Regions from separate parts of the Homo sapiens genome. Here all the other regions are linked to region 4. The links are chromatin loops, found by intact Hi-C in ENCODE. Cell type or tissue: dorsolateral prefrontal cortex. All regions are shown on one strand. Each heading gives the region's core, and the rest is flanking DNA. Links, peaks and the distances in the headings are about the cores only. Region 1 holds the start of LOC124901492 (a long non-coding RNA gene). Region 2 overlaps ADGRB3 (adhesion G protein-coupled receptor B3). Region 3 overlaps ADGRB3 (adhesion G protein-coupled receptor B3). Region 4 overlaps ADGRB3 (adhesion G protein-coupled receptor B3). Region 5 has its middle 62 kb from the start of ADGRB3-DT.

Evidence for each region. Hi-C counts contacts between places; a loop is a spot of excess contacts. Peaks named below come from ENCODE experiments on the same cell type or tissue, not always from the same donor. Only the 100,000 strongest peaks of a DNase experiment are listed, where the experiment ranks them.
Region 1: a loop joins it to region 4, with 4 times the contacts of the local background. A loop is called at or near these places in 7 of 110 quality-filtered maps.
Region 2: it touches region 4 in a loop (9-fold over the local background); 64 of 110 quality-filtered maps call a loop at or near these places.
Region 3: it touches region 4 in a loop (2.8-fold over the local background); 5 of 110 quality-filtered maps call a loop at or near these places.
Region 5: it touches region 4 in a loop (2.7-fold over the local background); 9 of 110 quality-filtered maps call a loop at or near these places.

What each region holds. Positions count from the first base shown.
Region 1 is chr6:68,724,406-68,729,405 of GRCh38, forward strand. The region is part of intron 3 of ADGRB3 (adhesion G protein-coupled receptor B3); the gene reads left to right. It overlaps LOC124901492 (a long non-coding RNA gene), which reads right to left and starts at 2,842. Exons shown (of 2, transcript XR_007059925.1): 1 at 2,640-2,842. In dorsolateral prefrontal cortex, for the core only: a CTCF peak has its summit at 2,109; no DNase peak of the experiment used is centred there; H3K4me3 peaks cover 207 bases; H3K27ac peaks cover 4,810 bases.
Region 2 is chr6:68,636,894-68,643,034 of GRCh38, forward strand. ADGRB3 (adhesion G protein-coupled receptor B3) reads left to right here. Exons shown (of 32, transcript NM_001704.3): 2 at 498-669; 3 at 1,768-2,539. The coding sequence starts at 1,783. Among named protein-coding and RNA genes, the nearest start is that of ADGRB3, 4.7 kb to the left of the region's middle. In dorsolateral prefrontal cortex, for the core only: CTCF peaks have their summits at 1,569 (motif pointing right) and 1,781; a DNase peak (open chromatin) is centred at 1,578; H3K4me3 peaks cover 4,899 bases; H3K27ac peaks cover 5,000 bases.
Region 3 is chr6:68,965,796-68,970,795 of GRCh38, forward strand. All of the region lies in intron 8 of ADGRB3 (adhesion G protein-coupled receptor B3), which reads left to right. Among named protein-coding and RNA genes, the nearest start is that of ADGRB3, 330 kb to the left of the region's middle. RefSeq lists an enhancer at 2,282-2,576. In dorsolateral prefrontal cortex, for the core only: a CTCF peak has its summit at 2,458 (motif pointing left); DNase peaks (open chromatin) are centred at 2,156 and 2,476; H3K27ac peaks cover 2,098 bases.
Region 4 is chr6:68,776,668-68,781,667 of GRCh38, forward strand. The region is part of intron 3 of ADGRB3 (adhesion G protein-coupled receptor B3); the gene reads left to right. Among named protein-coding and RNA genes, the nearest start is that of ADGRB3, 140 kb to the left of the region's middle. In dorsolateral prefrontal cortex, for the core only: a CTCF peak has its summit at 2,129 (motif pointing left); a DNase peak (open chromatin) is centred at 2,184; H3K4me3 peaks cover 2,931 bases; H3K27ac peaks cover 4,156 bases.
Region 5 is chr6:68,569,394-68,575,714 of GRCh38, forward strand. No RefSeq gene overlaps it. Among named protein-coding and RNA genes, the nearest start is that of ADGRB3-DT, 62 kb to the right of the region's middle. In dorsolateral prefrontal cortex, for the core only: a CTCF peak has its summit at 3,299 (motif pointing right); no DNase peak of the experiment used is centred there.

The DNA.
Region 1 (5,000 bases), core at 1-5,000, 52 kb before region 4:
TCAATAGTTTATTGTCCTAGGAAGAAAGTTCTAATTTAATAAATTATTGCTTATGGTGAAAACAAACATTTCTGCTTCTTGGAGACTAGCAGCATCTTTTATAATTTAAGAAAAGCCCACAAAATTTGTATTAGAAGTAAAAAGAAAAATAAAATTTTAATCTGAATTCCTATGTAAAAAATAAAAGAGTTCACTACTGACTATGTTTCTTTGATTTTTAGAGATGTGATTCTGACAGTCTAAGCACAAAAACCCATATTTTTTTTTTTTTTGGTAAAAACTCACTTTTCCTGAAGATTCCTTATAAAGAGACCTTCCCATTCTTTTCTACTGATTTAACTTTTATCATTGGAAAAAGAAAATCCAAGAACCATTTACTTAATTCATCAAGCAAATGCTTAAAGCGGTGTGTTGGGGCACTGGGAATATAAATGAGAGCAAGACATGGTCTGTGCATTTGACAGAAATATTGTTACAAAGTTTATAACAAAGGCATGTTTGCAACTAGCGTACACACCAGAATTTCTAGAACTGTCTTAATGTTTATAATCTGGTCTGTTTTTTTCCGCAAATATATGTATATTTATTAGACCTGTGGGAATGCTACTGGGAGTCATAGAATTGCACCACCAACCACATTTGGGGGTATGAGAAGGCTTCACAGATTAGAAAAGCATTGGTATAGTCTAGGCGGAAGAGATGGGACATTCAAAGTCATTTTGTAGCGTGAGCATGCATCACATGTTTCTTAAAGAATAAACCTGTGCTCATCCCCTGGTTTGTTGGAGGAACAATGGGAGCCAGATGTGGGGCTTCAGTCTAGAATTTGAAGGATGTTAGAGGATATATTGAGAATTTTAGGATTTATCCCACATATAATATAGATCCCTAAATGTTTAAGGCAGTGAGAATCACATGATTAGATTTTTGTTGTAGAAAGAGAATCCAGGCAATAACCCTGAAAATTGGTTTGATAGAAGAAAACTAGAATGATAGAAGCTAATTAGGAGGCTAGTGCAGTAGTCCACATGCCAAAGATATGAAATAAGCCAGAAGATGATATTACCCAGAATGAGATGTATTCATACAACATTTCCACCACAAATCAAAAGGTATTGATGACCAGTTTGATGTCAGAGGTGAGGAAAACAAGAACTTGAGAATGATGCCATGGTTTTAGCCTGAGTAACATGGAGGTTGCTGAGTACACTGAAGAACTGTTTTGGGAGCAGGTGGTATTTAGTTGCCTGTACAATATTTAGGGAGCATAAAAAACTGATCTTATCTCAGGAGAGAGGTTAGAGTGAAAATCAAGATTTGAGCATTATTAGCAACTGCAAGTGGTGGTTGTGATTCTGAGGGTGGATGAGTCAACACTAGCACAGATCACAGAGTGAACAAGGGGGACCATTGACAGATGTTTAAAGGAGGGCCTAGGAAAAGGAGCCAAGAGCCTGAAATTAAATTTAATTAATTAAGGAAATACAGAGAGCTCCCAAGGGATTGTTGTCTTGGTAGTCAAGATTAAAATAGAGGAAGGGTGGAGGTGAACAACAGTGTCCAATTTTGCAGAACATAAAGGCTATTAAAGAGGTCTATGGATTTGGCAATGAGGAAGCTAATAATATTATTGGCTATAAAATTCCCCATATAATTTCTAGATAGACACCAGTTCATGCAGTTAAGTAAGTGTTGGAGGGTTACTGTTTACTTTAAATTTAGTTCTAGTGAAGATTATCTATCAAATATTGTATGCTGGAAAATTTTCTTCCATTATCTTTTTTCTGATCACATGACATTTTTTCATCTAAAAGTATATAAACCTGTGTAAAAACTCACTTATACCAGGGATATAAAAAGCAACTTTAGAGATTATCTTCTCTGCCTTCTCAATTCAGAGAGGAAGAAATTAAAATTAGAAAAGTTGTGCCTTTCTCAAGATGTGCACACAGTCAGTTGCAAAACCAAATTTGGGATTGATCTCCTGATTCCTGGTCTGATATGTTATCCATTACTCCATGAACAGAAAGATAGAGGTCATTTCTATGCAGAGAAAAACAAATGAGCTGTGTCATTGCAGAAATGTTCTGCATGGTTTGCTGCCATCTGTCTTAAAGCTCAATCTGGACTCCTAGGAATTGGGACTGCTGAGCTGCATTTAGATGGACCATGTGGACAGGGCACAGAAAATCCTTTATTTGGAGGGCTTGGTTATTTCCCTATATGGAAAATAAAGGATACAAAATATTTATGACAAGATTAAGAGCCTAGAGCTATAGAATTTTTGAGATCTGACATCCTGTTTTGTAAGATTCTGGCCCTACATGTCTTTTTGTTAGACTTGCTGTATTTTATGTTTGTTAAAACACAGTTGGAGAACAACAGTAAACATTGCTTTTGGAAGAAGAAAATTATAAAGCAGACAGGGCACTGGAATGGAAGTCACTATATTCTAACCCCAACTGTGATATATTATGTGCTTTTGGATGCTGCACACTCTGGGGGCTGCAGTTTCCTCATTGGATAAAATCAATGTTGGAAACTAAGATCTCTTGAAGCTCCCTGAAGATTTGCTCAGTCAACTTCACATGGCTTTTTGAAATTTAATACCTTTAATCAGAAATGCTCTCCCAGGTTACCTTAAGTCCTCTTGTCCAATATCCGTGTGGTAGCCCCTGTAAGCATTTGGGTTTGTGATCCCTGATATCCAGTTCCTTTTCAGCTTTGTCATTCAATGATGCTACAACAGAAGGATTCAGTGTTAGTAGCTTTGTGGAGCAAAGTTTTCAAAGTATTGATTTATTCTGTTGAAATTGTGAAAACAAAGGCCTTAAAGCTGTATCTGTGCAACAAAAATCTAATATAAACTCAGAATTCTTCTCTAGGCATATTGTTTGTTGTGGTAATGATATAGTTGAAAACTTTTGGAAAAATAATTTAAGACTAGAAATTAGGAATTCTTCAGGTTAAAGAAACATATGTCATTGAATGTAATTAAGGTTATATGAAGATTATCAGAAAAATTGCACCAAAATGTGATCAATAATAGCTTTTTCTTGGTTGATTGTTTCTAAGCATCCTTTCCAAATTATGTCAATACTGTTCTGCAAAGTTTGGAGAAAAACTAAAAGATGTATACCAAGAAATCCATGCTGGTACATTGTAATTTAACCTCCTATTTTTCCTGAAAAGTCACTCTTTAGACTAAAAAAAAGTTCATCATTGTGAGGCATCACTACAGTTTTATAATTTTTTTCACTGAGTCTTTCTCAATTTAATATTAAAGGGCTTTTAAGATTTATCCTCCATGTGAAATTTGGGGCTTTATATTCTATAGGCCTTTCTTGAAAATCCAAATTTCATATGAAAAACTAGAAAACTGATGTTGGGAATTATTTGTGTGAATTCAGTGAAGTGTACCAGTTGACAGCAAGTCATTCTGGGTGATATAATCGTTCTCATCCTCAATCAGCTGACATAAAACAATTCTTTGGAGTCCAATTGAACTCCTTCACCAGAGATGACTGTTGAACTTTTAATAGTTTCTGAAAATAAAATAATCAAGCATTTATTTCTCAGGAGCTTAATATAAATTTCTTCTGTTTTATTTTATCTAGGCATTTTTATTGAATTGTACTTGATTTGATTTTCTGACTCTTCTATGAGAATGGCTTTTTACTTGTAAGTTTCACTCAAATTGACATTTTGATAGTATAACACATTAATGAAATTCCTAGAACAGAGGCTATGTTCTTTGAAAAAAAATATTGACAGAGTACACTAAAGGGACATTTTAAAGTGCATTTGATTTCTTTTGCAGCTTGATAACATATTTGGTGATGTTTGGTAGCTCCCAAAGCTATACTTTCCAGTAACATGTCCAGATGAGATTTGACAATGTTGCAATACATCTTTCCATATCTAGATTTATGTATGCAAATTAAGTTCTTGGCAGTCTATGAAAACCACAAAACTCTTATCTCCCAGCCTAACAAAAAAAAAAGAAAAAGCACTTTTTGAAATAGCGAAGGAATCTCTTCCACAGCTACTGGAGTTTCCAGACCACACAGAGACTAATTTCCTTTAAAAACTATTTTTAAAAACACTCGTGCACACATATAAACATTTTTCTGGCACTGTTTTCTAGGCTTTCTTCTAAATTACACACACACAAACACACACACGTAATATGTAGGCATGTGTGCGTATAGATATATATACAGATGTAGATATAGATATCTTTATTTCATTCATCCTGATAACATCCTTATGATGTAGGGACTATCATTAGCCCTTTTTTGCAGATGAAGAAATCAATAAACACAAAGGTTAAGTAATTGCCTAAAGTCAAACAATCAGCAAGGAAAGGCAGAACCAGAGTTCAACAAAACATCATGGCTCCAGGATCCCGGAACCTTGCCAATAAACTGTATTATGTGGCCTTGATTTTAATAGGGAAAATATGATGTCAGAATGTATTGCCCATTCAGACTGTATATTTATCAGAAGTTCTTACTTAAGCCAAAATTCTTCAATGTGATTTTTTTTTTATTTAGAAGCATACATATACCTTTCCTTTTTCCACTTGTTAAAATCTAAGATAAGCCACTCTAACATAGGCAAAGAAATTAGAGGACATAAGATAGAATAATACAAACATTAAATTGGTAAGCAAATTGATAACATTTTTGTATTCTTATCAGGTTAATAAAAAGCATAATTAAAACGGAGATATAAGTCATCTCACAGGAGTTCTCATCCCTCTGCCCTGTTGCCCTTCTCTGGGCTGTGTGCTTAGATGGTAGAGCTACTGTGAAAGCTTTCCTTGGTAGCTTTCCTGATGTTACCAATGCTAAATCTAGAAGTCGATACCAGAAATACCCCTGGATAAGTAGTTAGGAAAATATGAGTTCTTTTTGGAAAGTGCAATCCTGGACATAAAATTCTTTCTAAATGTACCTTGACTATAGTACAGAAATGATATGCCATCTGATCCATCA
Region 2 (6,141 bases), core at 1,142-6,141, 140 kb before region 4:
TCAACGCCTACACTCTATCCTGAAGAACACTGCGCAGACCTGCATTGCCTGCAAAGTGCAACACCAAAAAAAAAAAAAAAAAAAGGAAATTATTTCCAGAATTTCTTACAACTTTCTCTGTTTTTTTTTAACCTTTAAATGCTCATTGGCTTTATTTTCTCATGAAGAAAATGCATTATTCATTGAGCTATTTGCTTGAAACAGAGAACACTGTTTTGATGGTCCCAGCAGTTCTGATGTTATTTTAAACTGCTGCTATATAGAGATTTAGAGTTGGGGCTGTGTTTGCCTATATCAAGACATAGAATTTGAATTATAATCTGGAAAATGCAGATCTATCTTCAGGGACTTCGGTCACTGGATTTGGTGTGCATGCGTTGGTGTGTGTTATGCAATGGGAAGGAAGAGGGTTTTATCCTTTGATTCAGAGAAGACCCAGGCAAAGGCATGAAAACTCTTAACTATCTATATGTCTGTATGTCTGTCTCTGTTTACAGAACAGTGGAAGAGACTGCAGCCTAAAGACTTTTAAAATTAACTTGGCATCACTTTTATCAGCTCAAAGGCTAAACAAACAAACAAAAGCAGTGTCATTTATTCTAAGAAATAACTTCTTAAAGGTTAAAGCTGAAAAATATTCAAGTTATTTTTGGATAACAACTTACAGAGGTAAATATAACCAAGGACTACTTTATTATCCAAAGCCAGGGTTAAAATTAAAAAAGAAAAGAAAAGAAAAGAGGAGCTTTGGAGTTGTTGTTGGAAAGGGAGCAATTTAATAATTGAAATCTGCTAGGAACAAAAATGTTAATGTATTTTATTACCATGTGTAAGCCTTAAATTACAGTTGATAAGATAATTTTTCAAAAATTAAAAGACTGAAACCAGCTCAATTACTATGGTTCTGGATTTTTTTTTTTTTTAACTGATATCACCTTTGGATACAGATACTAATACAGTGATCCACTTTATGTATCCCAAAAGGGCATGTCACATTGAAATGACTGCCCTAAATCCTGGTTCTCAATGGTGATGTTGAACAACAAGTCTTCCCTATGTATTTATCCATCTATGCCCTTTCTCAAATGATGGTTTTAAAATTAACTAATCCACATGAATGCCCATGTTTTTGCAAAGGAATTTCTGAGCAGTTCACATGGTGGCCCCTGCAAAGGCAAGTGGGGCATTTGGGAGATGATGTTCCATCTGTAATAAATTATTATTTGTGCTTTTAAAATTGTGGCCATAATTTATCATCATTACTTTTCACGTTTAAGAGGAGAGAAATAATGTGATGACAGCTGTTCCCAGATTATCAGATTAGATTTTGTATGATAGTGTTTACCGCAGAGGACAGAGAGAGAAAAGGTTGTATAGACTATAGACTGATTAATACTATTTCGACAATTAACATTTACATTATGACGTTTTAAAACTCCATGTTTTCCCTTTTCATTCGATAGAATGATAATGGACGTGGAGGATATCCTAGTAGATAAGTTAGGGCATTCCTATTAATAATCTATTAAATGTTATTTTTAAATTGAATGTTGCGAATTTGACCATTGTGAATGGCCACATGAGGGCGCTGTTCACACAGCAACAGATAATTTTCCTGTGTTATAAAATAAAAATTACCTGCCCTTCTTTTAAAAAGGGCTTTTTACTGAAATCTTGAAAACAGCTGGCTGTAATATTGAAAGGAGTTTATTTTCTCAATGCACGTAGACTCCTACTTGCATTTTACTTTCATTGCCATTTTTACAGGCCAAATGACATAGGATGAAGGCTGTTCGTAACCTGCTGATTTATATATTTTCCACCTATCTCCTGGTTATGTTTGGATTTAATGCTGCCCAAGACTTCTGGTGTTCAACTTTGGTGAAGGGAGTCATTTATGGATCGTATTCTGTAAGTGAAATGTTTCCTAAAAACTTTACAAACTGCACTTGGACGCTGGAAAATCCAGATCCAACCAAATATAGCATTTACCTGAAATTTTCCAAAAAGGACCTTAGCTGCTCTAACTTTTCACTCCTGGCTTATCAGTTTGATCATTTTTCCCATGAAAAAATAAAGGATCTTTTAAGAAAGAATCATTCTATAATGCAACTCTGCAATTCCAAGAATGCTTTCGTTTTTCTACAGTATGATAAAAATTTTATTCAAATACGTCGAGTATTTCCAACTAATTTCCCAGGATTACAGAAAAAAGGGGAAGAAGATCAGAAATCTTTTTTTGAGTTTTTGGTATTGAACAAGGTCAGCCCAAGCCAGTTTGGTTGCCATGTATTATGTACTTGGTTGGAGAGCTGCTTAAAATCAGAAAATGGGAGAACAGAATCATGTGGGATCATGTATACAAAATGCACCTGCCCTCAGCATTTGGGAGAGTGGGGGATCGACGACCAGTCGCTGATTTTGTTAAATAACGTGGTGTTACCCCTGAATGAGCAGACAGAGGGCTGCCTGACCCAGGAGCTGCAAACCACCCAAGTCTGCAATCTTACCAGGGAGGCCAAGCGACCACCCAAAGAAGGTAAGTGCCAAAGAGAGGGGAAGGTGAGCGGGGGAGCACTTTTGGGGGATGGAGTTAAAACGTGCTGTTTCAACACACAGGCCTAATTATTTATCCTTTATTGTCACTTTTTGATTCATTTGATTTGTGCTATTCACTGATAAAGGTCTCTTGAGCTAGTTTTAGGTTTCAAGGTTTTAGAGAGGGCGGTGAGGACTGGATAGCTCAGCAGCATGCGCTGGAAGTGAGGGTGGAATTTTCAGGAGAAAGATGCAGAAACCTAGAGCCAGCATGCACTAGAGATTGGTGAGGAGGGAGAGGGGTTTCTTTATTCAGGCTGCAGCCCCTCATGGTGACACACACACGCCCCACATGTGAAGTGGATTTATAGACATCTCCCTTCTGTTCCAGCCCAGCAAAACGTCCACTTTACTTCCTCTCTCCTATCCCCACGGAGTCCTTCCCTCTCACTCCCCACCCATTTCCAGGTCTGATCTTGGGGCATCTTGACTAAAAGGTAGTGCAAACTTAATAGTTTGCCTGTTTGGACCAAATGACTTCCTGACACATGAAGGCAGGTGTACCCCCCTTCTCCCCTGGTCTGGAATTTTATTTGAGGTGCTTGCGCAAAAATCTCGCACGCTTGCTCTTTCTTGGGTCAGAAGGAACTCACTAGAAGCGCAAACTCTCCAGGTCTTTTGGTTCTGGAGTCACCTGAGGACGGGGTGGAGGGGTGCAATGAAAACACATAGTGATCCTTTAAGACCCCATCCTCCTCTTGAGAGTGAATTTTTGCCTTTATCTTCTTAGTCCCCGGTTGACGTACACGAAGAGAGGGAATGTCTCAGAGCTAGCTGGGGGAAAGGAGGGGGAGGAAGTGCAACGGAAATGCGGAAGAAAAAGAAAGTACAGGAATGATTTATAGTTTTCACCCAATCCCCAGTGGGGGAGCTACCAGAGGATTTGAGATTGTGATTATGTTTAATAATGCAAGACAGCGTGACATATTTTGAGAAAATGACTTTTGTTGTTTGGAAGGTTAATGGATGTTGTGTTCCACTCCTTTAAGGACACTGCTGATACATATTAGTTCTTGCTTCCCAATCCTGAAACCAGAGAGTGTGTTGATTTCTTATGCAGGAAATGTTTTCTGATTGCCACAAAGATCCCAGTCTGTGGAAAGGGACAGCCAAACTCCAGTCGCCAAGCTCCAGTCCCTCTTTCCTTTTCCTCAACCAACAGAAGTTGTCTTTGTGGCCAATATAAAATTGACACGTTGTTGGAGAATTTTCTTTAAGTGTAGCCAAGGCTTTGTAAGGGGAAGTGGAGGGATGGAGAACCGAAATAGCCTAATGCTATTTCTCTGCTGGCTGCAATTTAAGGGATGGGAATTATGGAAGAGCAATGGTAGGAGAGGAAAAGACCTGTTAGAAAATGAATGCAGACTAATGGCAGTGAGAGAGGGGTGAAAACCTTAAAGATTTCTGCAGGTCAGTGTTTCACTATCAGCTGTGACTGAAGAAAACAAAGTGGTTTTAAATTACAGGAGTTATTTTCTGTAGTAAAAAATCCCAGAGAAGCATTTGCAACTGCAGGGATGGTATTTAACACCATTTAAAACTAATTAGTGTCCCCTAGAATAAGAAGCTACAGTACACACAAAAAATGTGATGTTACAAACTGGCTAATAAACCATTAACATAGGAAGCTGGTTTTTGTTTGTTTTACTGTTGTTTTAATACAGTTTAGAAAATCTGTTTCTTCAATGGTTAAATTGAGTACTGACGACAGTGGAGAGTGAATTCAGTGTCACAACTCTTTTATATGAAAGGTGGTAAGTGACAAAAACAAAGTTGTTGTGTGTGCATTAAGCATGATTTTCAAAGATTTTTTGATCATGATCCCGAGATGTGGGTTAAGATAATGCTGGGATTTACAGAAGCTACTAGATAGCCATTTGTTTTGTAAGTGAAGACAAATAAGAGTGATTTTAGACAGCAGATGTATAAATCATGGGAGACAAATTGTATATTGTCATTAATTCACTGGCAAAATGAAAAAGAAATACCTTCACTGACAAATATACTTACATTTAAAGTGCAGTATGATGTTAATAGAGTTGAACTAGAAAAAGTTTGTATCATAGGGGAACAACATATGCTATGTCAGTAAAAGCACATAGTCTCTATTCTGTACATTCTGAATTTGTGTTCTTTGTTTAGGTATTCTGAGTTCAGAAAGGTAAGGATAAGTAATTACTGATGACACATTTGTAGGTGATGTATTTGTTAAGTAATTCTTACAAAATACATGTACCACTCTTTACCCCAGTTAAATAATCTCTTTTTGGCTAGGCTACATTGTAGGAAAGGAATGTGAAAATCTATTGACCTTTGATTTAATCAAATTTAAGCAAAGTATATTCTATCTTCAATATTTGATATTATGATATATAAAATACTAATAAATAATTATTTAATACCATTTTAAATAAACTACCATATAATGACATAGAGCTTGAGGTTAATCATTACATATAGCTGTACTAATCATATCTCATTTTATTCCAGAGTGTTATTTTATATGATAACATGAAATTCCAGCTTTTAAAATTGGGTTTTAAAAATTCCACTTATATTTTATATTACTTGGTGTTTTCCATTTCCTATTAAAAAAGGTTGTCTCTTAAGTCAGCAGAGGAATAAATACAAGATTACTCTCCTTTGACTCCCATTTTATTCACTAATAAATACTGACTCAGAAGGCCTGCCTTGAGTAGAAATATCTTCAACATGTATTGTACCATAGAAGTGGCACAAATTTGAAGAGTCTTCACACTTAGTAGATGTGATTCCAGATTGTTTTGTGTAATACTGATGGTGATGGCAAAGATATATCAAATGTTGAATATTGTGAGTGTGTCCACTGGTATTATGACATAATATTTGGTATTTAGTATTGAAAAACAATAGACTCTCAGGAGTGGGATGCCTACTTTGAGATAGGATTTATGCTAGAACCTTCTTTAATAATATATTCATGTACTGAAAAATTTCATAGCCAGAAAAGAACGGCAAGAAAACTATTGCTGTTTTTAGTGACACCAACAATTACAGATGTTATCTTGAATATATCATACAAAGTAAATTATTTGACTAATGCTTCATTAAAGTATTACATTTGAGTACATTTTTAAAATTTCTTGTTTAAGATCATATTTGACATATTTGGGGGTATCATGTGATTATAGAAACTCAGTTATTTCCCTAATTTTTATATGAAATTGTGAAAGCCAACTAAGTTAACAAAATGAAGCCTTTTTTTTTTTTCCAAATAAAAATGTCTTATTTCAGGCAGCTTTTTAAAAACCTCTTAACATATAATGGCTATAACTTAAAAAAAAAAACTCAAATAACATTATGGTTTACCAGTTTTTAGGTACAAGTCAGGAGAAAGACTGGTATTTATTAACAAAGTCATCTTTAATTGTCCTGAGGTCTTTACTATAGTTTATAGGACTCTTTTGCTGAAGATAATTCTGGACTATATAGCTGAGATATAAAATGTGGAATAAAAATATCTTATTTCTTACCACTTCATTTATAATAAATGATTAAAACAGT
Region 3 (5,000 bases), core at 1-5,000, 190 kb after region 4:
AAAGAGAGAATCCTTCCTATTGCTGCACAATCGTATGCTTTTATGTTCAGTCTAGAGAGCAGCCTCAGCTAGTTTATTTTCTAATTTACAAAACACACACAAGTGCCATTAAACAGAAAAAATAATTAAAACAAATCTCTATCTCTAGCTTGTTTTCTTCTGGAGCTTGGATTCCATCATATATATCAATTAACTTTTTTATAATACCTGTATGTGCCTAGATATGTCAAACTCAAAACTATTTTCGGCATCTCCTCTCCCAAGTCATCTCTTCCTCACATGTTGTAGTTCAGGGTCTCGCTAGCACATAAGATATCCTTCCTGGAAACCTGAGTTCTGTGTTTTATTTCTTTATCCTCCTCACCTCTTACATACAATCAGCCATAGTGCTGAGCCCATTCTACCTCCTAAATAAATTTTGAATTAATCTACATCCTATGATTCTTCATCCCTTCCCTAATTACATCATTTAGATTGTGGTAGGCCTCCCTGTCTTCAGCTCTCTTTCTTTCAACCCTTTCTCCAAACTGCAGGCATAGCAAGCATTTAAAACATTGTCATAAATTTCCCTTGCCCCTAATATAAAGTCAAGATCCTTGCTTACCTCATCATATATTACCCCTCCTCCTGCTGAATCACCCACCTCTACTTATCCCCAACTTTACACTTTACCCTTTCTGAAACGGTCACCTTCTTGGTTATTCCCAGTTCTCTTTGCTCCCTGGATTTTCCCACATGTGGTTCCCAGGACACACTCTCCCCTTCTTCATTGGTGGAAGTCCTGCTTCTCCTTTACACCTCAACCTGGACATCCCTCTGGAAATCTTCCACTGACACACTCTTCCCTAAGGTACTCCCAGAGCAGCCAGGGCTTCTCAGCTTAGAGTGGGCATCCTGTGTACTGTAATTCCTCAAATTATCATCTTTATGACCATTTTAGGAGTCAAGAGACATCGACTATTCTTACTTAGCCTTTTCTATGTGTAGTATTTAACAAGGTGACTGGGATATGCTGGGTGCCCAGTAAATATTTGTTGAATGAATGAATTCTATAAGTGGCACTGAGAAGTACCTAGAAAGATCCCACTACTGGGGAATTCATAAAGATGAGATGGCAGAAAATCAATTGTTATTTTAATGTCTAAAGCTATTTTGCTTTTGGTATAAGCATAAATCGACCTATTTTCTGAGATAGACTCTTCAAAGAATGCCAAGTCACCTTTGATAAAATAGTTAAAGCAGCTGTACCGTTTGACATTACTACTAAAAAGCTGAAAACCCTGGACCAGTTTGCACCTGTGAATCTATGATTTCCCCTGCCATCTTCCTTTTTAAAAATAATAATAATTTGTGTAGTGGATTTCTGTCTCCAAGAAGCACAATGAATCCAAGGCTTCATAAATTTACTGTGGAACAAAACAAAAAGTTGTTGACATCTCTAGGTTTAAAAAATTATTGACTTTTGCTTTTCATTTTGTTTGGCTGTTTGTAGGCAGACCAAACTGATAGTCATTAAGAAGATAAAATTCAGTAATAGAAAGATGTGGTTGGTCAAAGGAAAACAACTATTTAATCAGCTTCTTCCTGAACCAGAGTGAGGATGTGTGTAGGGCACATTGGGGGATTCTAAAAAATGGTCCTATAGGATCTTAGTAAGTCAGATATAGCCCTCCAAGGCCAAACTTAGTCATTACATGATACCCTGGAAACATCTTTTGACTAATTTTTAAGGTAACTGTAGTAGCTAACCTCCCTATCTTTCTGCTCCTAACTGGACACGGCTATCTACTGCTAGAGGATCCACCCCCCACCTCCACCCCCGCCCCACACACAACGTCTACAGTATTTTTGCAAAATCATCTTCATTCTCTGCGATCTTAAGAAATAGGGTAATTCAAAAACAGATCTAGCCAAAAGAGAAAAATAAATCAGCTAAAAACATGTATAGATGTTACAAGGTGACAGGAAAGTGCTTTGGAGAAAGATAAAGGAGAGGAAGGGGTGGGAGTGTTTGAGGGGCAGTCAGTGGGGTCTGAGAATGTGAGGTTTGAGAAAAGATTGAAGGCGGGAAAGACATGAGTCATGCAGACATGTTTGAGGGGGAGGAAGCGGGGGATAGTCAAAGCAGAAAGAACCTGCACACAAGCTCTGAGGTTGCAGTCGGCCTGTAGTACTGAAGAAGGGTGGAGAAGGCCTGTGCAGCTGGTGGGAAGCTGTGACAGTGGAGCAAGGAAGAGGAGAGGTAAGCTGTAACTGATGCTAGTTTAATCATTAAACATTGTACTTGCATGAAGAGAGGACGTTTTATTTTTCCCCAACTATTTGCCTTAAAAAAAAAATGAAGCATTGACTTATTTCACATATTTACTCTTACTCCCCACCTTGATTTTGAACCCATCAGATTCCGCAGCCGGCCCAGTAAACATTTCACCCTACTGGCTCACTAGTGCCATCTAGTGGCTAAGGTTTGCAATGACCACATTTTCTAACTACACATTTGACCGTGGGGGAGGGGCAGGGAGCAACGAAGTACCTTTTGCCAGAATAATACTAAGTGTGAAAAACTTTCTGATACCCCGACAGGGAAATGAAGAAGTTCATGATACAAATTGAATCTTCGTTTTCTTATGTCACGACTGAATCAGGAAATCTAGTATTCAACTATAGCAACAGGTTTTATTAAATGTGTTTCAAAGTTCACCAATGGAACTAAAGGAAATTTGAATTTCAAAGCATTGAAAACCAAAAAGATAGTACAAGTGAAGCAAAAGTGAAAGATTATAAATGAAGAGATAATGAGGGAGATAATAAACAGAAGTGGGATGTATGGATGGAGCAAAAAGAATAATCAAATATGACAGTCAGATTAGATTAACTATTGCCATGTCATTATTAAAAACGGACGAGTCGTTGTATCTAGAATTCAATTATGTAATAACCTATTCATGATGTATTTTTTGAACTTTAACATTTGTCCTAATTCTCCTTCTTTTAGTATTCTATAATAGTTTTTGGTTGGCATTTATAGAAACATGAATATCATTTATTACACTACTGTCCAACATAGTTGTTATTTCAATTTAAATGTACATTAACTAAAATCAAATAAAATCCAAAATTCACTTCTCAATTGCACTAGCCACATTTTCCTAGCACCTACCATACTGAACAGTGAAAATATAAAACATTTCTATCATTGAAAAAATTTTATTGGACAGTGCTGGTATGTTATTTCCCCAGTAAAAGTGATTTCTTTAATGAAAGTGTTTTGAACACATACTGTATACTAGATACCACTGTAGTTCATTACAACAGATTAAAAAGATAAAGTAAAACCTGGCTAGTCTAAAAAGCAACACTGGGGAATTGGGGAGGTTCACAGATATAACCAAGTATTTTCAATCTGTTGTGAGAAGGGCTATAATATTCATATATTCAATAACTGAGATATTAGGAAAGAGTTATTGGAGAATACATCATTTAAGCAGCATTTTAAGGATAAATAGGAATTTTACCCCTCAAAATAAGAATATCCATGGGTTTCACATCTGTGGATTGAACCAACCACAGATCAAAAATATTCAGGAAAATTAACTGTGTGGCTGCTGCATAGGAGAGTAAATATGAGCCGTGATGGGAATGGTAGGCTACAGCCCTTATGAGCAGGGCCTTTGGATCACACTAAGCACAGCTATCTTAGTTCTTTCTGTGTTATCCTGTCAGTACTGGAGAAGCATGGGAGGGTTTTAAGCAGAAAATTGTGGGATTAAACTTTATCTTAGAGATTACTCTTTTGATGTGGCATGAAAATTGGATTAAGGGGGCAGATGGAGGAGAACAGTACCACTTACTACCCAGCTCCTCAACTCAGAAAGCAAGCATCATCCTTGACCCCTTTGTCTTCCTAAATTCTCACATAGTTTTGTCTACCTCTTCAATTTACCTTGTATCCACCAATTTTTCTCATCTTTAGTCTAATCATCCTACCTAAAGCCATCAATGTTTCAGGGTTGAAGCACTGCACTGGTCTCCTCCACGGCATTGGCCATCTATTCTACCCACAGAAGGCAAACTATCTTAAAATTTAAAATTGAATCATTTCACTTTTTTAGAACCCTTCAATGGCTGCCCATGTGGCCCTATAGGCTCTAATCATGGCCTCTCTCACCAGACCATTACTCTATACTTGGTCTTACTCTTCTCCTTCCAGCCCTGCTGAACTCGATGCCCCAAGCTCTTCCTTGCTTCAAGGCCTTTGCACAAATTGTTTCCTCTGCCTGGAGCATTTATTGTACCGCACACTGCCAGTTTTAATTATATGTCACTTTCTCCAGGAAGCCTTCCTTGATTCTTCAGTTTTTAGGTTAAAATAGCACCCTGTACTTACTATTTGAAGTGCTCATCATAATTGTACTCAAGTAATTTTTTGTTTCACCTTGCCTCCTCCCTTTGACTAAAAGAATGTCTAGGCAGACTACTTTTCTTTTCTTCTTTCTTTTTTTTTTTTTAAATGGAATCTTGATCTGTCACCCAGGCTGGAGTGCAGTGACACGATCTTGGCTCACTGCAAACCCTGCCTCCCGGGTTCAAGCAATTCTTCTGCTTCAGCACCTGTAGCTGGGATCTTCCTCCTTCTGCTTCAGCACCTGTAGCAGGGACTACAGGTGCACGCCACCACACCCAGCTAATTGTTGTATTTTTAGTAGAGATGGGGTTTCATCAGGCTGGTCTTGAACTCCTGACCTCATGATCTGCCCGCCTTGGCCTCCCAAAGTGCTGGGATTACAGGCATGAGCCACTGTGCCTGTCCCAGACTGCATTTCTTATGCACCATTGGTTCTTCTAAAGCAGGGCCTAGCACCATGTTACATTAACAGGGCCTAGCTCTAGCACATATTAGGTAAAAATGTAGCCTAGCACATGTTAGTGCTAGCACAGGTCCTAGGACACAGGCCCAACACATGTGAGGTAAGTGCATGAAATAACCAATGAGGTTGTTC
Region 4 (5,000 bases), core at 1-5,000:
ACGGAGCTAGCATGGTCCAATTAAAAGAAGCAATTATGAATAATGGAAAGTAAACAAATCTAAGAAAAATGATATTGCAGATTATAGTGGGTATTCACAATGAAAAGCTGTAGTCTGTGTCACCTTTGTTTCTAAAGCTATTAATCTTCTTTAATTTTCTTGAAGATTTTTACATGAAATAATCAAAAAGGAATCCTTAAACCTCATTTCATAACTAAGCAAAATTCACCTTAGTAGAATAATTTAAAAGCTCTTTACAGATCTTTAATTAGGTCAAATTTTTACGTGGTCTTTGGGTTAGGAAAAATGTATAAACTATTATACTATGACCCATTTAGCTGCTTGATTATAGAAAATATTGTAAAACAGCCCTTTTAAAAAACTGATTTAATATACAATGTGCAAGATTTGCTTCTGTGGTATAATACAATCCAACTTTCATAATTTGAAGTTTGATAAGCTGCATCTTGATGCCTTCCCCTGTGTGCAAGGAATATAGAACCCCGCACTGTAATAGCATGTAAGTGTGTGTTCTTGTCTCTGAAAGCACAGTGATATAACCTTTTGCCATTGCCAACAAGCATCATGTTAAATTAATTGACCTTGGTTCACTTGCACTATGATGCAATTAGCAATTATCTTCAAACGTCAACATTTTGGTTACATATCCTAAATAGAAAAAGATGCCTGACCCAAAATTCTGCTAGGAATGTAGAAATATATTTTTTTTGGCAAATTATTTTTCCTGCTGTGAATATCTCTATACTTTGGTTATGCAAGATAAATTTGTATTAGAGAGCCAAAGTAAAAACCCATATTAACGACCAGTAATAACCAGAATGATCAGGGATAAAAGGCACAGGTGTAAGGGAAAAATATCTTTGGACACATAGAAAGTTATAGTGAATGGCTAAAATAAATATGCCCTTCTTTAGTACTAAAAAAAATTGCTAATGGGACCAAAGGGATTAGGAAGCAATCAATTGATCTCTCTGGGATCTAAAAAAAAAAAAAAAAAAAACGACTACTAAACATGAGCAGATATGCTAATATATATCTGTGGAAAATATTTTAAATGATCTCTCAAAGGTGTTTTAAGCTGACTCCCAACTGAGAAGAGATGAAGGTCCAGAGAATTCATGCATAGACATGTACACAGGGTCTGCCACAAAAATACCGATTTGATAGCTGATGGCAAGTTTTGTTTCAGCTGATGTTTGAAACATGCTGGAAAATGCAATCTTGCTAAGCAAGGAAAGCAAAACCATCCCGATCTAGTAAGCTAGAACATCCTTTAAGCAATGAACCAACAAAGCCTGTTGATGCCAATGTAGCATTAAGTTTCAGTATGTAAAAGACTACAAATGTTGACTCTACTTATTCTTGTCTATGGAACTGGCCTTTTAGCCAGTCACAGACATCACATCAGGCATCCTGAAGTAGATGCTATTTCATTAGCATCACTTTCTGCCAGCAAATGACATTGTCTTGGAGCAGAGCCAGACTACAGGCATGAGCAATGTGTTAGAGATTCTGGACTGGATTTCTCCAGGGAATGGGTAAGGTTATCTAGTCTAGTACATGGTGAAGGCTGCTATAAGTGACAAGTGGAAAAGCTTCATATACCTTATGTTGTTGGAAAAACTAGATCTTTAAAATCTCTTTATATCAATTCTTTATAGCTTGTTCATGTACATGTACACATTATCTCTTAATTCTACCAGCAATGTATTGTCATGCCCACTTTCCAAATGCAAAAGTTAAGACAATTCCTCGCTATGAAACACAGGTATATTTAGAATACTAAACAAATGCAGATAGTGACTATAACCACAAACTTGAACACACTGTATGTTTTGTAGATGTGTTTTCAACTCTTCCAGTGTCATGTAGCACAGACTTGTTAGTCATCGGCATAATTTTAATTCAGGCAGTTCCAATTGTTTGCTTTTTTCTGAACTTTGCAGAGCACTTGTGATGAGTTTTTACAAAACACCTACACTACATTTCTCACTGAGCCAACCTGCGTGTTTGTCAGTTTTTCCCATTGCAGAAAATACCAGAACTATATACTTATATATCCAAAATACTACCTCTCTCCAGTCCCCATTTTCCCCCATTCTGATGCAGGATTGCCATCTGGTGGAGCACAGAAGGCACTTCTGGTTTGGACTTAACCCAAACAGTATGATCATTGTTTCTCAGTTAGGCTTCCAAGGATCAGTGTAGCAAATGGGAACCCTGTTTCTGGTCACAAATGAAGATGAGCCAACCGTGAAAAAATAAGCCAATGGTAATGCAGCAAACAGTCACTGGGAGCTGCAGCGATTTTAGTGGGTGATGACTTGGCAAGAAGAAATCACCTACTCTCAGCTAAAGAAGAGATCACCCACTTTATTAACAATGATTTTTTAAAATTATATACACGTACATATTACGTGTGTGTGTATACACACACACACTCACACATATATACATAACAGAGGCATGATACTGCCCATATATGGCTGCCTGGGCAACATTAAGTCTCCAGACATTTTGTATTGTATATATGTATATATTATGTGTGTGTGTGTGTGTGTGTGTGTGTGTGTAACAGAGAAGGTAAATAAAATCACAATTAAAACAAAGTGGCCTTAGAAAGCTATAGCAGATGTAGCAGAGTTATCTTTCCCCCCTCATTCTCCCCACAAACATGCCCCTTCCCTAGAGTCCTGAAGAGAAGCACACAGTTTCCATATGATGCTGCCTGGGCAACATGGGGTCACTGAAGATCTGGAAGCCCTGTTACAGACAGAGATTATGTAACCATTGCAGAAGACTTACACTGACATACCATAAACCACTACTGCAGGGAGGATTTAACAACGTTTGGCATATCAAATCATCAGTGGAAAGAAGGCAGGTCTTAGTAGTATGTCTGCCTCCGACTTTCTAGCTTTCAGAAAGAATGGAGCTTTTCATATGCCAAGCACTGTGCCAAATTAATCTAGGCTAATCACAGACATTAAACATTAGGTGTTATTTTTTAAATCTGAGGCTTAGAGAGAGGCTAAGAATTTTCTGAGAGTCACACAGCATTTATTCATGCTACAGATGATGTGCTCCTGACAATGTTTTACATACAATGGAGGAAATGAGAGAGAAAGAGAGTGTACTGACTTCTTTATTTCCCTACTTCTTATTCTAGCTATTCCTGTGTGATGGGAAGAATGTTTCAGCAGGAAATAAAACCACAGAAGAAACACTTTTTTTATCCTACAGAGAAGTTTCCCTAAGAGTGTATTTTTCTTTGAAAATAATGACTTTCAGCTTGAAGAATTCCATTTAATCAGAGAAAAGTATACATATATTTGTTCCCATCTAAAGAAAGTGAAAACTGGTTGTTTTACATTGCATAGCCCCTTTTCACTGTTAGATCTTAGAATAAGAAATCATCCTGAGTAACTGCAGGGATATTCATACTCCGAGTGGAATCCCCTTTAATAGATTTAGAAGTTCATTCCCTAACAGCTGCATCATTGAGAATGAAACTGCTATTTGTCCCACTATTTTCTTCTTTGTCTAGTCTCAGACAAGCTATACATGTAACCCAAGAGGAGATATAATGGGACGGTGACCAGTGCCTCATGGTTAATTCATAGATACGTTGTTTGTTATTTTGAAAACTGATCTGTGGAGGATTTGGTAACTAGTTGTCTTTGTATGTTCATCAGAGATGACTAAACCTTCAAGCAGAAGTGTTTAGGTTATTTGAAACTCATGGCCAAATGAGGAAAGGATTAGAAAAGAAGATAGAGCATCTCCCAAAGGAAGTCAGGAGGAAAATATTACAATCAATCCAATGCATACCGCTTGAGAGTACATGTTTGTGGAGTGATTAAGAAATGGATGAGCACCTTATTTATATAGCCATGTAAGAACTCCATTTTCAGTTTCACGTAGACAGTCCTTACGAGGCTATAAACTTTGTACTTCAACTTCTTAATAGATTATTTCTGGTGTGCTAAGCACAAGGGTTTTTTTTAACTTTTTATTTTGAAATAATTTTAGATTATCCAGAAGTTGTAAAAATAGTACAGAGTTCCCTTGTATTCTTCACCCAGTTTCCCCCAATGGTAACTAACCTTACATAACCAGAATATATTATCAAAACAAGGAAATTGTCAGTGGTACACATCTATTAACTACAGACTTTATTTGGATTTCACAATTATGTAGCTTCTTAAAAAATGTTATTTAAAATGTCTTAATCACTGTCTTGATTAATTATTTTATTCTGTTTTAGATAGCTGCTTTATATCTCAAGTCAGAACTAAAAATATTACTTGAAAATTGGATGTCTTAAGCGAAGCTTTTATGTTTCATTTTGTTTTGTTTTATCCTCAAGTTGATAATATAACCTGCAACTGCATGAATTCGTGTACAGTTTAATGTGATTGCTCATCTGCAAAATTAAAACTTGAAGCAAAGTCTAGGTTGGCTGTCTTCCAAGTAGTTTCTTGTCTTCAGCGAAATCATAATTTTCACCATTTATATCAGGATCTTCTGACTTATGAGGTCATAAAATTTCTGCTATGCCAAACGCAGTTTTCTCTTGGACTTTGTGTTTCCCTTTAATCTGCCATGTAAATTACAGGCATGGTGTCATTGGAAGACCTTGTTATCTTTTAGCACATTGCTACTTTAGACCAGTGAAGCTAACTTGTTCCTTCACAATTAAAAATATGAAGAACAAAAAAAGTATTTGTGTAATAATTTATAGTTTCAAAATGCTTTTATCTGCAGGATGCTCCTTGATCTTACACAACCCTTTGAAAAAGAGAAAGCTAATAATTTTGTCCCTACTTAAACTTTGTGGGCTCCTAAGAGTAAAGGTCTCATTCATTCATTTAAAAAACTGGATTCAGCTGGGAAGATATATTCATACCAGATAAATCAATAGAGGAAATTTAATATGGATAATTTAATATGATGATTACAATTAGATAAAATAGCTC
Region 5 (6,321 bases), core at 808-5,807, 210 kb before region 4:
GTGGTGAGACTGGACATCCTTGCCTTGTTCCAGTTTTTGGGAAAAATTCTTCCAGTTTTTTCCCATAAGGTGTGATGTTGGCTGGGGGTTTCTTGTAGATGGCTCCTATTCATTTAAGGTATGTTCCTTTAATACTTAGTTTGTTGAGAGTTTTATCATGAAGGAATGTTAGATTTTACTGAATGTTTTTTCTGCATCTATTGAGATGATTCTATGGTTTTTGTTTTTAATTCTGTTTACATGGTGAATCACACATTGATTTGAATATGTAAAAACATCTTTTACATATGGAATCCCAGTAATAAAGCCTACTTGATCATGCTGCATTACCTTTTTGATATGCTACTGGATTCAGTTTGATAGTATTTTGTTGAGGATTTATGTGTCATCAGGGATATTTGTAGTTCTCTTTTTAATTATGTCTTAGCCAGATTTTGCTATCAGGATGACATTGGTTTTGTAGAATGAGTTAAGGAGGAATCCCTTCTCTGTGATTTGTTGAAATATTAGTCAAGTTGATACCAGCTCTTCTTTGTAAGTCTGGTGAATTCAGCTGTGAAGCCATCTGGTACAGAGCTTTTTCTGGTTGTAGGTTTTCCATTACTGATTCAATTTTAGAACTCGTTATTGGTCTGTTCAGGGATTTAGTTTCTTCCTGGTTCAATTTTGGGAAGTTGTTTCTAAGAATTTATTCATTTCTTACAGATATTCTACTTTGTGTACATAGAGGTCTTCGTAGTAGTCTCTAGGATCTTTTGTATTTCTGTGGTATCAGCTGTGATGTCATCTTTGTTATTTCTGATTGTGCATATTTGAATCCTCTCTCTTTTTTTCATTTTAAATTAAGCTAATGGTATATCAATCTTGTTTATCCTTTCAGAAAACCAACTTTTCATTTCATTGATCCTTTGTATAGCTTTTTGGTCTTAATTTAATTTAGTTCTATTCTGATCTTTGTTATTTCTTCTACTTCCCTAGGATTTAGTTTGTTCTTGTTTTTCTAGTTTGTTTAGATGTGACATTAGATTGTTAATTTGAGATATATATATATTTTTTATGTAGGAATTTAGCACTATAAACTTTCCTTTTAACACTGCCTTTTTTGTATCCCAGAGGTTTTGGTATTTTGTGTGTCTATTTTCATTTTTTCCCAAAGAATTTTTTTTATTTCTGCCTTAATTTTCTTGTTAACCCTAAAGTCATTCAGGATCAAGTTGTTTATTTTCCATGTGTTTGTGTAGTTTTGAGAGTTTCTCTTGGTATTGATTTCTAGTTTTATTCCACTGTGGTCCAAGGAGCTGCTTGATCATTTTGATTTTTTTTATGTATTGAGACTTGGTTTATGATCAATTATGTGGCCAATCTTAGAGACTGTTCCATGTATAGATGAGAAGAAGAATGTATATTCTGCGGTTGCTGGGTGGTATATTCTGTAAATGTTTATTAGATCTATTTGGTCAAGTCTCCAACTTAAGTCCAGAATTTATCTGTTAGTTTTCTGCCTCAGTGATCCATCTAACGCTGCCAGTGGGGTGCTGAAGTCACTCACCGTTATAGTATGTCTGTCTATCCTTTTTCTTAGGTCTAATCATATTTTTTAATAAATCTTGGTGTTTCAGTGTTGGGGGTGCAGATTTAGAATAGTTAAATCTTGTTGAATTTAACACCTTAACTTTGTATAATGTTCTTTGTCCTTTTTTACTATTGTTGATTTAAAGTCTGCGTTACCCTATACAAGAATAGTGACCGCTGCTCTTTATTGTTTTCCATTTGTGTAATATATGTTTCTCCACCCCTTTATCTTAAGCCTGAGGGTGTCAGTACATGTGACATGGGTCTCTTGAAGACAATAGAAGGTTGGGTCTTGTTTTTTTCTGTTTGTTTTGTTTTTGTTTTTTGTTTGTTTGTTTTGTTTTTTATCTAACTTGCCTCTCTGCTTTTACGGAGTATTTAGGCCATTTATCTTCAACATCAATATTGATATGTGAGGTTTTGTTCCTGTCATAGTGTTGTCACATAGTTGTTTTGCAGTCTCAATTGTATTATGGCTTTACAGGGTCTGCGAGCTTTGTACTTACATGTGTTTTTATGGTAGCAAGTGTCATTCTTGTGTTTCCATGTTAAGAACTCTATTAAGCAATTCTTATAGTTACTGCCTGGTGGTGTCAAATTCCCTTAGAATTTGTTTATCTGAAAAAGACTTTATTTATCCTTGGCCTATGATGCTTAGTTTGGCAGGATATGCAATTATTGGTTGGCATTTTTTTTAAGAAGACTAAAAATAGGCTACCAATCACTTGTGGCTTGTGATGTTTTTGCTAAGAAATCAGCTAACGTGATTCCCTTTATAGATGGCTTGGCCCTTTTTTCTAACTGCTGTTAATATATTTCTTTCACATTGACCTTAAATAGTCTAATGACTATGTGTCTTGTGATGATCATCTTGAATAATATTCTGCAGGAGATCTCTGAATTTTTTGTATCTAGGTGTCAACCTATCTAGTAAGATGGGGAAAATGTTCCTGAATTATTCTCTGAAATATGTTTTCCAATTTACTTACTTTGTCTTCTCTCTCAGGAATGCCAATAAGTTGTAGATTTGGTTACTCTTCATAATATCATATTTCTTGAAAGGTTTGTTCACTTTTTAAAAATCTTATTTCTTTATTTTTTCTGACTGGGTTAATTCAAAAGACTCATCTCCAAGCTCTGAATCTCTTATTTTTGCTTGGTCTAGTCTATTGTTAAGTATTCCAATGGTATGTTGACATTCCTGTAGTAAATTTTTTCAATTCTAAGAGTATTTTTTGGCTCCTTCTTTATGTAACTATGTTATCTTTTGTGTCCTGGATTCTTTTTTTGGTTTCTTGGTAATAAATTTCAACTTTCCCTTGGATCTCACTGAGTTTTCTTAAAATCCATATTTTGAATTTTTTTAATCTGCCATTTCATACATTTCACCCTGGTTAGGATCCATTGCTAGAGAGCTAGCACAATTTTTGTGAAGTGTCAAAACACCTTGGCTTTTTGCACTGCCAGAGTTATTAAACTAGTTCTTTCTCATCCTAGGGAGCTATCATGTCTTATTTTTGAAATTGCTAAAGTTGTGACGAGGCTTTTCTAAATTCTTTTTTGAGGGTATTACTGTAGTTTATGTTGTGGATGATCATTTGGCTTTGTTTCTGGGTGCTTTCAGGGGACAAAGGCTCTGTATGGATTCTTTGGTTGTGGATAGGTCCTATGTGGTAGCTTTCTCAGATGCTGCTTGTCGTAGTGATGTATTTTTGTTGGTGGTGCAGTTCAGGCTGAAGTCCAGTAGATGGTGCTTAAGAGTAAGAGCTTGCAGGTAGACTGCTGCCTAGAGGACACACCCACCCTGACAGGCCTTGCAGGAAGAGATTATAATGTGTTAAGCTTTAGTCTCTGGGGAAAGGGGCTAAGTGTGGGTACCAGTTCCTCATCCTTCCCCAACAGAAACATAATCCGCTTCCCTTTACTCACCTGGTTTATGACATGTTTACAAAGGCTTCATCCTTTGGTTCCCTGATGCACTGTAGCTGTGGGACATGGATCTGTCTCTCTGACAGCTAATGCTAGAATGTGAGTTGGGGCACTCTCTAACCCCAGTGCATGGCAGGCAACTCCACGTTCTGTCCTCTGTTGCCAGGGTGCTGCTGCTCTGTATAGGAAGGGGTGCTTTACCCCACTCTTCGTGAAAGCCCAAGCAGGTGCAGGTTCACTTTCAGTTTGGTAGAGACACTGGGAATGCATAAAAAGCCAGTTTCATTCAGTGCATGTTGACTTTCAGTGTGGGTAGAGCTGCCAGAAAAGCACAAAATGCACCTTATTTCAGTGAATGCTCACCAGGTCTTGCTGGAGGAAATGCTGTGTCGGCAATAATGTATGGGGCAGAAGGGCCAGGAGATGAACCCTTTGCCATTTGCAGTACCTTCAGCAGCTGACACCGTGTCCATGTTTCCATTGTTCCAAGGGGAGCTTTGTCAGGCTGTGCTTCCCCCTCCCTTTGGGGCAATCCATACCAAGGGTTAGGTCTCCAGAGGACCCACAACTTCCCAGGGACCTGCTGGTCCCCTGTGCTTGCCAAAGTCAGAACAGGTTGTGTGGTATTTTTGCAAATGATCTGGTGTTGCACTTTCTTAAGGGCAGAGCATCCCTGGGCAGGGCAGTGGCACCACAGGGACACAACCAGTATGGCACAACCAGTATGTTTCTGAGGGGAGTGTGGGCATGGCTGCAAGAGTGGGCCATCCAGTTCTCTGTTCCCAGAAAGTTCTTCTGGGCAATAATGTTGCCCTGGGTTGTGAGGATAGAGGGGCTTCCCAACAGTTGAGCAGTAAGCAGGTTGTCAGATGAGTGAGAAGAGCAGAGAAGCACTCCCACCTATCCTTTCCACTGGGGAAAGGACAGTTTCTTCAATAAATGCTGCTGGGAAAAACTGAATATCCATGTGCAGAAAAATGAATGCAGACCCCTATTTATTACCACAAACAAAAATCTAATCAAAATGAATAAAAGACTTAAATATAAGACCTGAAACTGTAAAAAAAAAAAAATAAGTAAGTAAACATTGGCACTGGTGAAATGCTGCAGGACATTGTTCTGGGTGAAGATATTTTTGTGCATGACTTCAAAAGCACAGGCAACGAAAGCAAAAATAGACAAGTGAGATTACATCAAGCTAAAAAAGCTTATGCCCCAAAAAGGAAACAATCAACAAAGTGAAGAGACAACCTACAGAATAGGATAAAATATTTACAAACTATTGATCTAATAAAGGATTGATAACCAGAATATAGAAGGAGCTCAAACAACTCATGAGCAAAGTATCTAATAATCAATTTAAAAATAAACAAAAGATCCGAATAGACATTTCTCAAAAGAAGACATAGAAATGGTCAGCAGGTATATGAAAAATGTTCAACATCACTAACTGTCAAAGAAATGCAAATCAAAATCACAAAGAGATACTATCTTGCCGAGGTAAAATGGCTTTTATCCAAAGGACAGGTGATAAATAATGCTGGAGTGGATGCAGAGAAAGTGAATCCTCATACACTTTTCATGGGAATGTAAATTAGTGCAGCCACTATGGAGAACAGTATAGAGATTCCTCAAAAACTACCAAAAATAGAACTACCATATGATCCAACAATTCCATTATTTGGAATTTACCTGAAAGAAAGAAAATCATTATATTAAAGATATCTGCACCCTCATGTTTATTGCAGCACTACTCACAATAACCAAGATATGGAATCAACCTATGTGTCCAAAAAAAAACCTGAGTGGATAAAGAAAATGTGGTATATAAACAAAGTGGTATATTATTCAGCCATGAAAAAGAAGGAAATCCTGTCATTTGCAGCACCATGGATAGAACTAGAGGCCACTGTGTTTGCTGAAATAAGCCGGGCACAGAAAGACAAATATTCCAGGTTCTCACTTATATGTGGGAACTAAAAACTTGGATCTCATAAAGATAAAGTGTAGACTGATGGTTACCAGAGACTGGGGATGGTAGTAGGGAGGGAGGGAGGGATAAAGAAATAAGACCTAGCATTTGATAGATTAGTAGGGTGGCTAGAGTTAACATTAATCTAGTGTATATTTCAAAATATCTAAAAGAATATTTCAAATGTTCCTAATATTTAAAAAGATAAATATTTAAGATGATAGATGTCCCAGTTACTCTGATTTCATCTTTACACATTATATAAATGTATCAAATTATCCTAGTATCCCCAAAATATGTGATTCTATTATGCAGTAATAAAAATATGTAGCAATACTACAATTAAAAAATCTTCCCCAAAATAGATTTTGTTTTCTGAGTAGACTTAGGAAAGAGTTTGTTGGTGGACAAACACTCATTAATTTTTGAGTGGCGTGGAAGAGGGGAGAAGCAGCATCTTTCCAGTATCTCTGAGTTTTGTTACTCCAGGTTCCAAGCCAAAGACTGAGATATGTGCATAACAAATTATTTATATCCTGAAAACAAGGTCACCCATGTCTATAGTTACCAGCTACTTCGGTATTAAAAAGGTAAGAAAGGGCAGAATGAAAAACCGACACATTAAAGTTCATTTTAAATAAATCGTAGGGAGAAAGAGGAAGCCAACACTTAAAAATCTGCTTTAAAACTAATGTGATTTTTTGTGTGTGTGAGGCAAGGCTGAGTAACCCATTATTTCTATAGTTTTTAATACAAAGATTAATTTTCATCACAGTTAACAATATGACCTAGGAACTCTATCCGTGTCTAGATTATGTAAAATTACGAACTAGACAAGACTTTTTCTC